Linked DNA regions of Mus musculus: region 1 is linked to region 2. A link is a loop called in an ENCODE intact Hi-C map of the cell type or tissue named here. Cell type or tissue: heart. All regions are shown on one strand. Each heading gives the region's core, and the rest is flanking DNA. Links, peaks and the distances in the headings are about the cores only.

Region 1 (6,173 bases), core at 362-5,361, 80 kb after region 2:
ATATGCACACACATACACACATAGCATATACACATACAGACACGTATACACACTCATAGACACATATATACACATGAATATGCACACATGTACACATATAGGCATATACACATACACACATATACACACTCATATACACATATACATACTCACATAGGCATATATACACATACAGAAGTATGCACGCAAGCGCACGCAAGCGCGCGAGCGCGTGCGCACACACACACACACACACACACACACACACACACACACCACCCATACAGACAGGCACAGCCACATCCCTAGAGAGAACAAAGGGTATTAACGCCTTACCAGCTTTAGCTTTCCTTTAATTCCCTTGAGGGATGGCCCTTTGTTCCCTGGAATGTTGCTTCTGCAAAAGCTCTACTCAGGCTCAGAACTTTGCAGATTTCTGACCCCTGACCCAGACTCCTGCCATGCACTTGGCCCTCCCCGCTCCTTGACTCCTGCATCACTTCCTGTTCAGTGAATATTATTGTAGCGACTCCCCAGCTCGGGACTGAGCGACTTGTCAGGCGCCTAAGTTTAGACTCACATTCTGCACTTCCCAGCTCTTACTCTGCCCTGAGCGTGGGTCCTGCTGCTTCCTGGCTGTTAGGAAAGAGGGTAAACTCAAGGACCACAGATGGGAGAGCTGTTTCATTCCCCTGCTTATACACAGAATATCTCAGAAAAAATAGAAAGAGGTCCATGGTTAATCTCTCCAAGAAGCAAGAAAATACTGTGATCTATACAGCAGTAAATAAAGAAAACGCTGTTTTAGAAGAGTTAGCAGTGTGAGGGACAAAAGCGGTGTTCACAGACATCTCCAAATCGAAGTGCATAGAGGAAAGGTGACAGTGGCCAGCAGTGCCCATTCCCCATGGCTGTCACCCCTCGATGCCTGTTCAGCATTGAGGTTGGACACAGAGAACAGGTGTAGACTACAGCCTAAATCCAGGCGGAAAGGTGTCCCATCTCGGACCTGGAAGCAACGGGAGGAACAGCCTCAGAATGTGTCTAGCAAGAGAATCATCTTAGAGAGGTTGGTTGGAATCCAGGACTCAGGACAGGGGACAAAGGTTCTGGTGGGAATGAGATCGATGGGACCTAAGAGCCCATTCCAACCTAGACTGAGACAGTGAGCACTTTTTACTTTCTAAAGAGTACCCAGAAGGCATACGCAACCAATCCACACATTATAAATCTTTACTGCCTAATTTTATTTTTAAAGAAAAAAAAATGGTGCTTTTGATCTCTTGCTTCTCTCCTGCTCTTGCTCTCCCCTTCCCCATTCCCTTGCCTTCCTCCTCTCTCCACATGCTCATGGCCATGGCCAGCCTCTACTTCCCTACTCTCTCACTCCCTCTGCCTTTCTCTGCCTCTACTACCCTCGTAACTCCCCACCCCATGCCCTGAATAAACTCTATTCTATACTAAAGAAAAAGAAAAAGAGAAGGAGGAGGAGGAGGAGGAGGAGGAGGAGGAGGAGGAGGAGGAGGAGGAGGAGGAGGAGGAGGAGAAGGAGAAGAAGAAGAAGAAGAAGAAGAAGAAGAAGAAGAAGAAGAAGAAGAAGAAGAAGAAGAAGAAGAAGAAGAAGAGAAGAAAGAGAAGAGAAGAGAAGGAAAGGAAAAGAAAAAGAAAAGAAAAGAAAAAGAGAAAAACGTCTAGCCAGATAGCTCAGTGGATAAAGGCACCTTGCTACTCTGCTTGAAAACTGGAGTCTGTACCTAGGACCTTCTTGGTGGAAAGAGAGAACTGATTCCTGAAAGGACAATTTATCCTTTGACTTCTGTATGTGTGCTGTGGCAGTATGGGCACATACTAAATGTAATAAAAGAAATAAAAGCGAAAAAGTTGAGCCAGGCATGGTGGCACTTGTCTGTAATCCCAGCACTCAGAGGCAGGAGGATTGTAAATTCAAATCCAGCCTGGACTGCAGATCAAGATGAAGGGGTGGAATTGGGTTGGAAAATTTTAAGTAGAACCAAGATATTTTTAAAGATTATTCTCCTTAATTTTCTACTGTATACTTAAAGGTCTTGTTCGTTTAGCTAAAGTAAGAACACTGTCCCTCTGAGATGTGCCTCTGTATTCTCCAGCTCTGGGTCTCTGAACACACCAATTAACAAGATTTTGAGAGCCACGGCTCTAGGGGCCTCCAGGTTGGCCACTAGCCAACAGCAAGCAGGTTCTGGCTGGTTGTCCATCAGGTTTGGAGAGCTGCTCGGGGCCCGGCCCTGAGGTGTGGTGAGTAGCCTGAGCAGGCACAGGCAGGCTTCTGCTAAACTCCGTAGCAGAGTAGGTGTGCCTGCCCACAGGAGTACCCCAAATTCTGAGGCAGGAATCTGGGGCCGAGATTCAAAGCCCCAAAGCAAAGCAGAGTGAGGTTTAAAATTCAGAGAGGCCTGAGTGCCCCGCACCTATCATTTTCCTCATGGCCGACCGCTCTTCCGGTGAGGAAGTTTCCACCACGTGAAGCAGTAAGTGTTAAACAGAGCAGGAAGTACAGCTGCACGGCTGAGCCTCCTCCAGACCGGAAGCTGCAGTCCACGGTGGTAAGAGCTACTACACGAGTACACCAGCCCTTTCCCGAATCTGATTGACAGTGGCCGAAGGATACAGAATGCGGATTTTGATTGACTCATATTTCTTTCTTTCCGTTTCTCAGCTGCCACACCTACCCCGGCTATAAAAGGCTTTCTAGTCTATTATTACATCAAGAACAGTACAGTTTCTCAGGGGGACCTCCCTACCCTAAGGAGTTTTCCACTTTCCTAAGGAAGAGCTTAACATTCTCGGTGTTCGTTGATTCATCGCGTTTGCTCAGCCATCCATCTTTATGTCAATAGGACTTGCACGGAGCTGGGTAGATTCACCACAGTAAGCCAGGTTGCACACTAGAACCAGGCTTTCAGCTGGTCAGAAGTTCCCGCATTGGGCTCCACTGCCCGACCTTAGACATAAGCTTTTATTTCTTAAGCATGACCACTGGGGTTCAAAAGAAAGCAAGTCAGAGTGTCCAAAGTAGAAATGTAATATATGAGGCATAGAAAAGAGAAGACCATATTTTTTTTTCATTCATTTGTTTGTTTGTTTGTTTATTTATGGGGTGGGTAAATCTATCAGTGTGTACGTGGACATCCTGGGACAGCCCTGAGCATTCTTTCCTTCCCCAAAGTGGGTCACAGTGATTGAGTTTAGCTTTTCAGTCTTAGTGACAAGAGTCTTTACCCACCGAGCCATAGAATCCACCAATGCCTCCTTTTTGTTTCTAGAGACTGCCAAGCTTGGGGGCTTCATCCTGACGTCCTGGCGCTCAAAAGGCCGAGGCAAGAGGGTCCCTGCCATTTCAAAGGCAAATTGGGCTGTGTAGTTCCAGGCCAGCCTGGCCAACAGTGTGAGATGCTGTCTCAACAGAAAAACAAAGGCAACCATTTCCAAGCTAGGGATGGTGGCTGAGTCCAGAGAATACAAGTTTGAGAAAATAAATAAAGCCTGGGTTTCAGGAAAGGCGGGTCAGCGGATAAAGTGCTTGCTGCACTAGCATGAGAGCCTGAGTTCAGATCTTCAGCATCCATGTAAAAGCCAAACATACATGACACATCCGTAACCACTGCTGATGGGGTGGAGACAGGCAGGTCGCTGGAGCTCACAGCTAGCTGGTTTGGCCTGAGAAGCTCCAGTGAGAGAACTGGTCTTTACGGAAACTGGAGCGGGAGTGCGCGCATGCGTACAGAGAATAAGCTCAATCTCACAAGCGCTCGGCCCTAAGTGAGATATCCCTATCACACCCCTCCCCGCAAGGCTCCAGGATCTGCGCAGAAGAGCAGATGCAAAGATTATAAGAGCCGGAGGTGCCGATGACTTCAACGCCATCAGGCAGATGCTTGTAGGAATTTACAGCAATTGTGACAGCACACGCCTGATAAAGATCACAGCATGTAGAAAGAGAGGTAGACGCGAGGTTCCAGGCCTAACAGAGGGGCTGTTGGCACTTGATTGCTACTAGAAAAAAGAAAGTTAGTTGTCCTTAGTGGAATGACAATTGGTATACAGATCACACTCCAAGGGCAGGCTCCATGACTAGGAGTAGTTGACAAACTGGGGTTTTGTTTGTTTGTTTGTTTAACTTTTTAATTTTTAAAAGAAAATGGGTGGGTAGGGAGGTTGAGAAGAACAGTGGGGGAGCTCTGGAGGGGTGGTCAAATGGTCAAAATACATTGCATGAAAGTCTCAAAGAATTAATAAAGACATCATTTATTTCAATTTAAAGATTTATTTATTTTTATTCTATGTGCATTGGGGTGTTTTGCCTGCATGCATGTCTGTGTAAGGGTGTCAGATCCCTGGATCTGGAGCTACAGATATTTGTGAGCTGCTATGTGGGTGCTAGGAATTGAACCCACAACCTCTAGAGGAGCAGCCAGTGCTCTTACCAGCTGAGCCATCTCTCCAGTCCCTATTTTCTCAATTTAAGAACAAGGTGGAGAGTGATAGAGGATGACTCCCAATGTCTGCCTCTGGCAACCACACATGCACACATAAACAAGTGCAGCTGAACACACATGTGCACGTATGCTCTTATAACACACACACACACACACACACACACACACACACACACACACACACTCGAATTCTTTCCTGTTCAGCACATGACACAGCTTCCTGCTGTGTTGAGAAGGGGCAGGGCAGCAAGACTGACTGCCCCCTCTTCTCTGCTTTCTAACTTCCCAATGGCCCCTTCCTTCCAGCTGAAGGACCTTTCCTGTCCCTGGACCACCGTGACCTCTGACAACCCCTTTTCTGCCTTCCTTGCTCTTTCCCATTGAACAGTTCTCCCCCAGATACACGGTCTGAAAAAACCTCCCCTTTACTCACCTTCTGTGACCAGGCTGGCCTCAAACTCACTCACTTCCCTGCAGCGGCAGCCTGGACTTTGGGAGGACTGGGTTCTCTCCCAAATCTCCTGCCTCTTTGACTGCTGCATCTTCTTCCTCTGTCCATCCCGAATGCCATTTAAAACCTATGCCCTCTCTGGATGTCTGCTATCCTTGTGGCTTTGCCTATTGCTTACAAGCTGATAAATCCAAAGATCTGTGTCTACCTTTGAACTCTCTTATGAGGCCATTTTCCAGACCATTTCCAAGTGTATTTTGTCTCCACCTTTGTAGCCTGGAGGCCACTGAATGAACAAGTCTACATCCACACTCGGCCATTGTTTCATTTCTTATCTACCCTCGACCCCTGGAAAATGCCTAGATTTTTAACAACCTAAATGGTATCTTCAAATAATGGAATTGTGTGAAATTTTATTACCAAGAAAGGGCCATAAGTTTTAAGTTACAGTCAATGATTCCAAAGATACAGGGTAGTACAGGGACATCTGTGACACCGTGACTAAAACAAACCAGTAAAAGCCCTGGGAAATGACCTGAGAGATTACTGAATAAAGAGGTTCCAGAGGGATAAAGATGTTAAAATGGGAGTTTAAGTGGTGTGTTAGAGAGAGCTGGTAAAGACCAGACATGCCTAAGAGTTAAGAAGTAATTAACTGGTGTGGCTTGCTTAGATTTAAGTTACTTGGGCTTATTTTTCTAATCGAAAAGATCAAAGGGCACCACTACCTAACTATAGCATTTACTGTTGGCTGAATGGCTTTGCCTGATGGAACTGCCCAACAGGGCAGGAAAGCATTCTTCCAAGAGAGGAACTGTGTGACTCACAGCCTTCCACGCGCTCTCTACAGAAGCTCTCTCTACAGCAGGGTTTTGCCTAGGGCACACACCATGGCAAGCCAGTGCCGGAGGACCAAGGGGAAGTGCTGAAAGAGAAGAGCAATGCTGGGAAGCTGTGTAGCATCAATAAGGCCATGGGTTCAATTCTCAGTCCCCACTTACCACCAAAAAAATAGAAAGGGTCCAGTTAAAAACTTTACTTCACCAGATCTGATGATATGCCTGTAATAAAGGTACTTGGGAGGCTGAGGCAGGAGGACTACAAGTTTGAGGCGTGGCTGAGCCCTGAGCTATCTAGCAAGATGGCTGTTGCTAAACAAATGAACAAACCAACCAACCGTGCAACAATATCAGACCCAAACTCAACCAAAATGTTGGAAACTTCTAGTCTTACCAGCTGACTTCTGGACGGCTCAAACATAACTTTCC
Region 2 (6,173 bases), core at 583-5,582:
TCTGCATGCCACCCCTGCTTGCCACCCCTGCATGCCAGAGAAGAGGGGCTGGGCCTTTCCCAGTCCTCTGAACACTTCCATTCTCAGGAGTGAGTGTCCTTCTCTTTCTTATCAGTTTCTAACTCCATCACTGCCCATGTATCCCTGGTCCAATTCTTTATTCCATGATACAAGAACCTGAATGTCTCAGTGGGTATCCTGCATACCCTGACCCAAAGCAATAACAAAGAAAGAGAGAGACAGGCCTCTGCTGTAGCTCCCTCCTCTCTCTCTCTCTCTCTCTCTCTCTCTCTCTCTCTCAAGTATCTACTTTACTTTATGTATATGTGTGTGAGCCTGAGGGTATGTGTGTAAGCCTGAGGGTATGTGTGTGAGCCTGAGAGTATGTGTGTGAGCCTGAGGGTATGTGTGTGAGCCTGAGGGTATGTGTGTGAGCCTGAGGGCATGTGTGTGAGCCTGAGGGTATGTGTGTGAGCCTGAGGGTATGTGTGTGAGCCTGAGGGCATGTGTGTGAGCCTGAGGGTATGTGTGTGAGCCTGAGGGTATGTGTGTGAGCCTGAGGGTATGTGTGTGTACTGCATGTGTGCAGGGCCAACACAGGTCATCAGATCCCTTGGAACTGGAGTTACAGGAAGTTGTGAGCCACCGTGTGGGTGATAGAAACCAAAGCTAGGTCTTCTGCAAGAGCAGTAAGTGCTTTTGATCACCAAACCTTCTCTCCAGTTCAGTCCTTCTCCTATGAGGATGGCAATCTCATGGATACCAGCCCCACTCTGAAGTCCTCAATAGCCTAGTTACTCCCTTAAAGGCCCTGTCTCCAAGAGCATCGGTCCCAACCAAAGTCAAGGCTACAGCATAAGAACTCTGGAGAAACACAATTCGGTTCTTAACAAGTTAGAATAAGAAATGAATGGTTGGGGTGAAAAAAAATTTCACACTTCCTTGTCATCATTGGGAGTGGGAAATATTTTAGACAAATATTTGCTTCTAGACAGAGCTGAGCTGAGCTGAAGGTGCCGTAGTCGGTGATTCCCGAAGGCAGAGGCAGGTGGGGTTTTTTTTTTTTTTGGTCTGTTTTAAAGTGAAGCACATTTATGTTTTTATTGTGAGTAAGTATGTGTGTGTATTTGTATACGTGCAACAGTGCACCTGTGCAGGTCAGAAGACAACTTCCCAGAGCTGGCTCTCGCCCCCATCTTGTGGGTCTTGGGGATCAAATTCAGGTCATCAGGACTGGTGGCTGACACCTTAACTTACTGACCCATCTGTAAGTTTGGTTTGGTTTGGTTTGGTTTGGTTTGGTTTGGTTTGGTTTGGTTTGGTTTGAGACAAGGACCTTGACATCCTGAGTTTTCTCCATTTTCAAGTGCTGGGATTAGAGGAATACACTAACATGCCTATCCTTTAACACACACACACACACACACACACACACACACGAAACAAAAAGAAACAAATAAAATAAAACAGGTTTTTATTATTTAGCTTCCTCCACCTCCTAAGTATTGGGATCACAGATTTGTGCTAACACATCCAGTTGGTAATGGAGATTTGAGAGCCCACTGCATGGGACTGAGGTTTGGGTTAGAAAGTTTATGGACATTCTTTTGTTTAGAAACACACACACAATGATTGAAAGCATTGAGAAAGAGAGGTTTATTTTATCTTACATCATGAAGGGAAGTTAGAGCAGGAACTCAAGGCAGGAACTGATGCAGAAACCCTAGAGGAGTGCTGTATGTATACTGGCTTCCTTTCCCTGAATTTCTTCTCTCTCTCTCTCTCTCTCTCTCTCTCTCTCTCTCTCTCAGACAGAGTCTGTTTATATAGTCCTGGCTGTCCTGGAACTTGCTATGTAGAATATGCTGACCCCCTAAACTCACGGAGATCTGCCTGCCTCTGCCTCCTGAGCGCTGGGATTAGGCAAGTACCACCATGCCAGGCTTTCAGCTACCTTCCTTTCAGCCCAGGACCATCTGTCTAAGGGCAGTACTGCCCACAGTGGCCTGGGCCCTCCCAAATCAATCATGGTTCAAAGAAGAAGAAAAAAAAAAAAGTCCCATGAAGTTATCTGCAGGTCAATTTGGTGGAGTCAGGTTTTTCTTCCCAGATAGTTCTAGCTTTTGTCAAATTCACAAAAACAAACACGAGAGAGAGAGAGAGAGAGAGAGAGAGAGAGAGAGAGAGAGATTGCTCAGTGGGTAAAGTGCTTGCCTCCAAAGACCAGAACCCCTGTCAAGAGCCAGATGCAGTGGTGAAGCCCTGTCATCTACCCCAGCCACAGTGAGCAGGAGAAGAGCTGGGAAGGAGAAGCCTCAGGGACAGCCAGCCCAGAGTATGCAGCATGGCAGAAACAAGAGAGACCCTGCCTCTCGACAGGGCAGAAACTGAGACCAAATCCCCAAAAGTTGTCCTCTGATCTCCACACACAGGTGTGCACACACAAATTAAAAAAAATAAAAACCCCCAAGAACCGCCCTACACCATAACCAATACCAAGACCATTCCGTGAGAATGGATGCACACACCGCCCTTGAGGAGAGGAGGGAAAGGGAGGAGGGGACAAAATGTCCACATCACCCCACCAGGATGGAAACACCCAGGGCAAGCCAGACTGTCCACCTCAGCTGTCTGCATATCTAGCAAGGCAGGTAGGGCCAGGCTGGGGTCTCAGGAGGCCACATGGCCTGTGGAACTCATCAACTGTCCCTGAATTGCTGAATTTTTTAACGGAGTGGATCAAGTTCGATTAAATGAAAGCCAGAGACTTGTTCTCTGTGTCCAGAACTCATCCACAGGCAGCCGTTTCCTGGAGTCCTGCTTCAGACTCACCAAGTAGGTATTTCCTCCACCGTGAGGCAGCTAAACTGCTTGCCTGAGGTGGGTGCTGGAAGAGCCGGTGAGCTCAGGCACACCACACTGCTTCTCCAATGCTGCCTGGCTCTTCCTCGGAGAAAGCTCCTGACTCCAGCACAATTCTAGGCCGGCAGGAAATCACATGGATTGGTCATCCCTCCTCCCACCCCTCCCACACTGGTGAGTGTGTGTGTGTGTGTGTGTTTGGTAAGAGTTTGGCTACTGTCCTGGGAAGCTTTCCTGAAACAAGACCAGGGCTGTTTTTAACTAATATTGAGAGAAAAGTGTGACCTTGCGCTGAGAAAGACTTGCACTGGTTTGAAGAAAGCTACAGAGCAGGCACAATATTTGCATTTTCTCTTACTTGGAGAGGCCACCACGAAAGCAGCCACGCCCTGACCAGTCTTTCTGAGAGCCCTGGGTTGTGAAAGAGTGTATCTGGACGTTCCCTTGGCGGGGGCCCTCATACAGTCTCAGTGCGTATTGGTGTCTCGTGCCTCTTGACAGTGTGGCCTCCGAATGAGAAGCACAATCGTCCCCTTTGTTCCTGTTGGCAGAAACTGGCTTCTGGCTCTAACGTCTTCATTTCCTCTACATCTTTGTTTCCTTTAGGACACACACACACACACACACACACACACACACACACACACGCTCATGAACAGCTGGAGAAATGAGGTGCTTGGCTCACAAACAACAGACTCTGACAGAGCCGCCCATCCTCCCCAGCTGCACCAAATTAACTTGGCATGATTTTGCATACTTCGCAGTCATGCATTGCAGAGGGATGCTTCTCCGCTCCTGTTGCTGGCTCCTGACCTCAGAGACCAGGCAGCCCGCCCCCACCCCTCCTGGTTTGTTTATACCTGTCGGTCTTCTAAAAGGAAGGAAACAGCCTTATTCTTCTTGTATCTTTAAAATAGAAGCTCCCCAGAGGTTCCAGATCTGCACTTCAAAGGCAATAGAAAACCCTTACCCAGTTCAGCCAGCTTCAGGAAACTAGTGCTTTTAGTTACAGGTTTCCTGGAGCAGGGGACCTCATCTTGGGGTGTGCACACGAGTATCAGGGAGTCTGCAATTCTGTACCCACCAATGAATGAGTTTGTTTGAAAAACCAAACGGGATTGTGTTCTCCTGCATCCTTGTGGGATGCTGTTGTTCATGACTTGGGAGTGTTTGTACTCTACACAGGGTGAGGTGTGACTAACAAGGAGCACATGAGAAACCAGTACCTGGTGCCTGTTCAGCCCTTACTCCAAAAAGCATCATCAGGAACTGTCTCACCTGAAAAGCCAGAGTCCTGAAAAAGTCATTCTGTTCCCCGAAGTTTCAGAACAGCCAGAGGAACCTCCACTTGGAGGTGCATGGCTTGTACGGTTCGTCTGGTTAACATCCGCACCAGAGATGTTCTCGAAATGGTGTTCAGGAAGGAGCAAGGATAAGTTCAGAGTCCACAGCAGCTCTTCCCACAGCCTGGAAAAGTTTTCTCAGCCCCACGCATCTCTCCCCAGGCCTCAAGGGAAGCTTCCTTTAAGCTGATTGTTTGCCTGGGTTTTGTCTCCTGGAGCTGAGCCTTCCTGGAGGCCTCTGGTGAAAGCACTCATTCACTTTTTTCCCCTAGGAAAAATGCAAAACCAAGAAAGGAAATGCCTGTTTGTTTGTTTGTTTGTTTGTTTTGATTATTGTATAGTGAACTACTCTTAAACTCGGCAATTTAAAACATTGGGTGTCATCTCTCAGCTCTGCTGGTTAGAAACCTGGCTTGCCTTCTCTGGCGGCTCTGGCCTGTGGTCTCAGCTGAATCATTCATTCGCTGAGACTGAAGTTAGACCAAGACTGCTGGGGAAGGACCTGCCTGCAAACTCAGTCATGTGGTCGCTACAAGCTTAGTTCCTTTCTGGCGACTGCCCAGGGACACACAGCTCCTCGCGGCCCAGCCTCTTACTCTCTGCCTGCCTGTCTTCAAGACTTGGTGGCTCCATTCTCCCAGAGTGAGTGAGCCAAGAGAAACATGGAAACCAAGACAGCGGCTGCACTTCGGTCTCTCTCCCCTCCCCTCCCCTCCCCTCCCCTCCCCTCCCCTCCCCTCCCCTCCCCTCTTCTCAGCACCCTGTTCTAGATTATATAGAACAGAAGCCTACAGGGTGTGTCCAACCTTGAATTGCATGTTTTGAAAGCCAACAGTCATTTCAAGTATAAAGACTGAAGTACAAAGATTCTGCGTCTTATTTATACTCGAAAAGAAGCCATCTGCCAACATTCTGGGAAGCACAAACTGATAAATAATTATACTTGTGACTATATCAATTCATTCCAGAAACACCAGATACATGCATGTATCTACCATGCCAGTGTCTAGGGACCCCATCTTGCCTTTTCACAGGGACTCTTAGGATTTGAACTCAAGTCCTGCATGCATTGGGAGCACTCTTACTCACGGGAGCCACCTTCCTAGCCCCATAATCTATGTAATTTATAAAGAAAAAAATTGTTGTGCACACAGTTTGGAGGGCCGGACACTTCAAGGGATGCTGCCAGCATTTGGTCAGGGCCTCCGTGCTGCACTGTGACAGAGTGGAAGGGCAAGTGTGCCAACTCAATTTCTCCTCTTGGTAAAGCCACTGATGCCACCATGGGGCCTCCTCCACCCGTGAACTCATCCAACCCTAATTACCTCCCAAAGGTCCCGCCTCCAAATAGCATCAACATATGAATTTGAGGATTCGATTTCTAACCTAAGAATTTGGGAAGGCTATATTGACGCCCCCGTAGTCTGATCCTGGCTGTGGGAGCTGTCTGTTGAGCGAGCAGAGCCAGGTGTCATGTGATCCTCTTGCTTTCCTTTCTGTGTGTTCAACACCAAGAAATACCAGCTCCTCAGGGCCCAGAGACTCTATTTGGGCGGTGAACTGTTTTATGCTGTAAAGAGTTTCCTCTACTGTCTCAAGCATTCCCTGTTAGCTCTGAGTCCTTGTGACTCTGTCATCTCTTGACACAGTTAGCAATGCCTGAGCTATCCCGGGCAGCGTCCTGGGTGTCTGGTCACAAATGCTGGGATTCTGTCCTCAAGGTTTGGACCTCGCCTTCAGGGAAGCTTCCAGTTTCATGAATCTCATTTTAAAACAGTAACAGAAGCCTCCAAGGCCAGGAGCAGAAGTGTCTGAGTCTACTTCCAGCGAAATGCCGAATGCTGTGCTAATCTCGGAGGCATGAAGCTAAATCCTGAGAAAGACATCGGATTATCTAAAGCCCGCTACTATCGGAGTTGTGCTCTGCTGCACTGAGAGCAAACAGAATTTCAGGTACACTAGCTCTAC

The links. Hi-C counts contacts between places; a loop is a spot of excess contacts. Peaks named below come from ENCODE experiments on the same cell type or tissue, not always from the same donor. Only the 100,000 strongest peaks of a DNase experiment are listed, where the experiment ranks them.
Region 1: it touches region 2 in a loop (3-fold over the local background); 5 of 42 quality-filtered maps call a loop at or near these places.

Annotation. Positions count from the first base shown.
Region 1 is chr12:69,419,386-69,425,558 of GRCm38, reverse strand. No RefSeq gene overlaps it. Among named protein-coding and RNA genes, the nearest start is that of Gm40434, 39 kb to the left of the region's middle. In heart, for the core only: no CTCF peak of the experiment used is centred there; DNase peaks (open chromatin) are centred at 408 and 2,538; H3K4me3 peaks cover 105 bases; H3K27ac peaks cover 1,016 bases.
Region 2 is chr12:69,499,340-69,505,512 of GRCm38, reverse strand. Gm31512 (a long non-coding RNA gene) reads right to left here. Exons shown (of 3, transcript XR_381638.4): 2 at 4,141-4,473. Among named protein-coding and RNA genes, the nearest start is that of Gm31512, 5.2 kb to the right of the region's middle. In heart, for the core only: no CTCF peak of the experiment used is centred there; DNase peaks (open chromatin) are centred at 3,022, 3,372, 3,992 and 4,762; H3K4me3 peaks cover 337 bases; H3K27ac peaks cover 2,460 bases.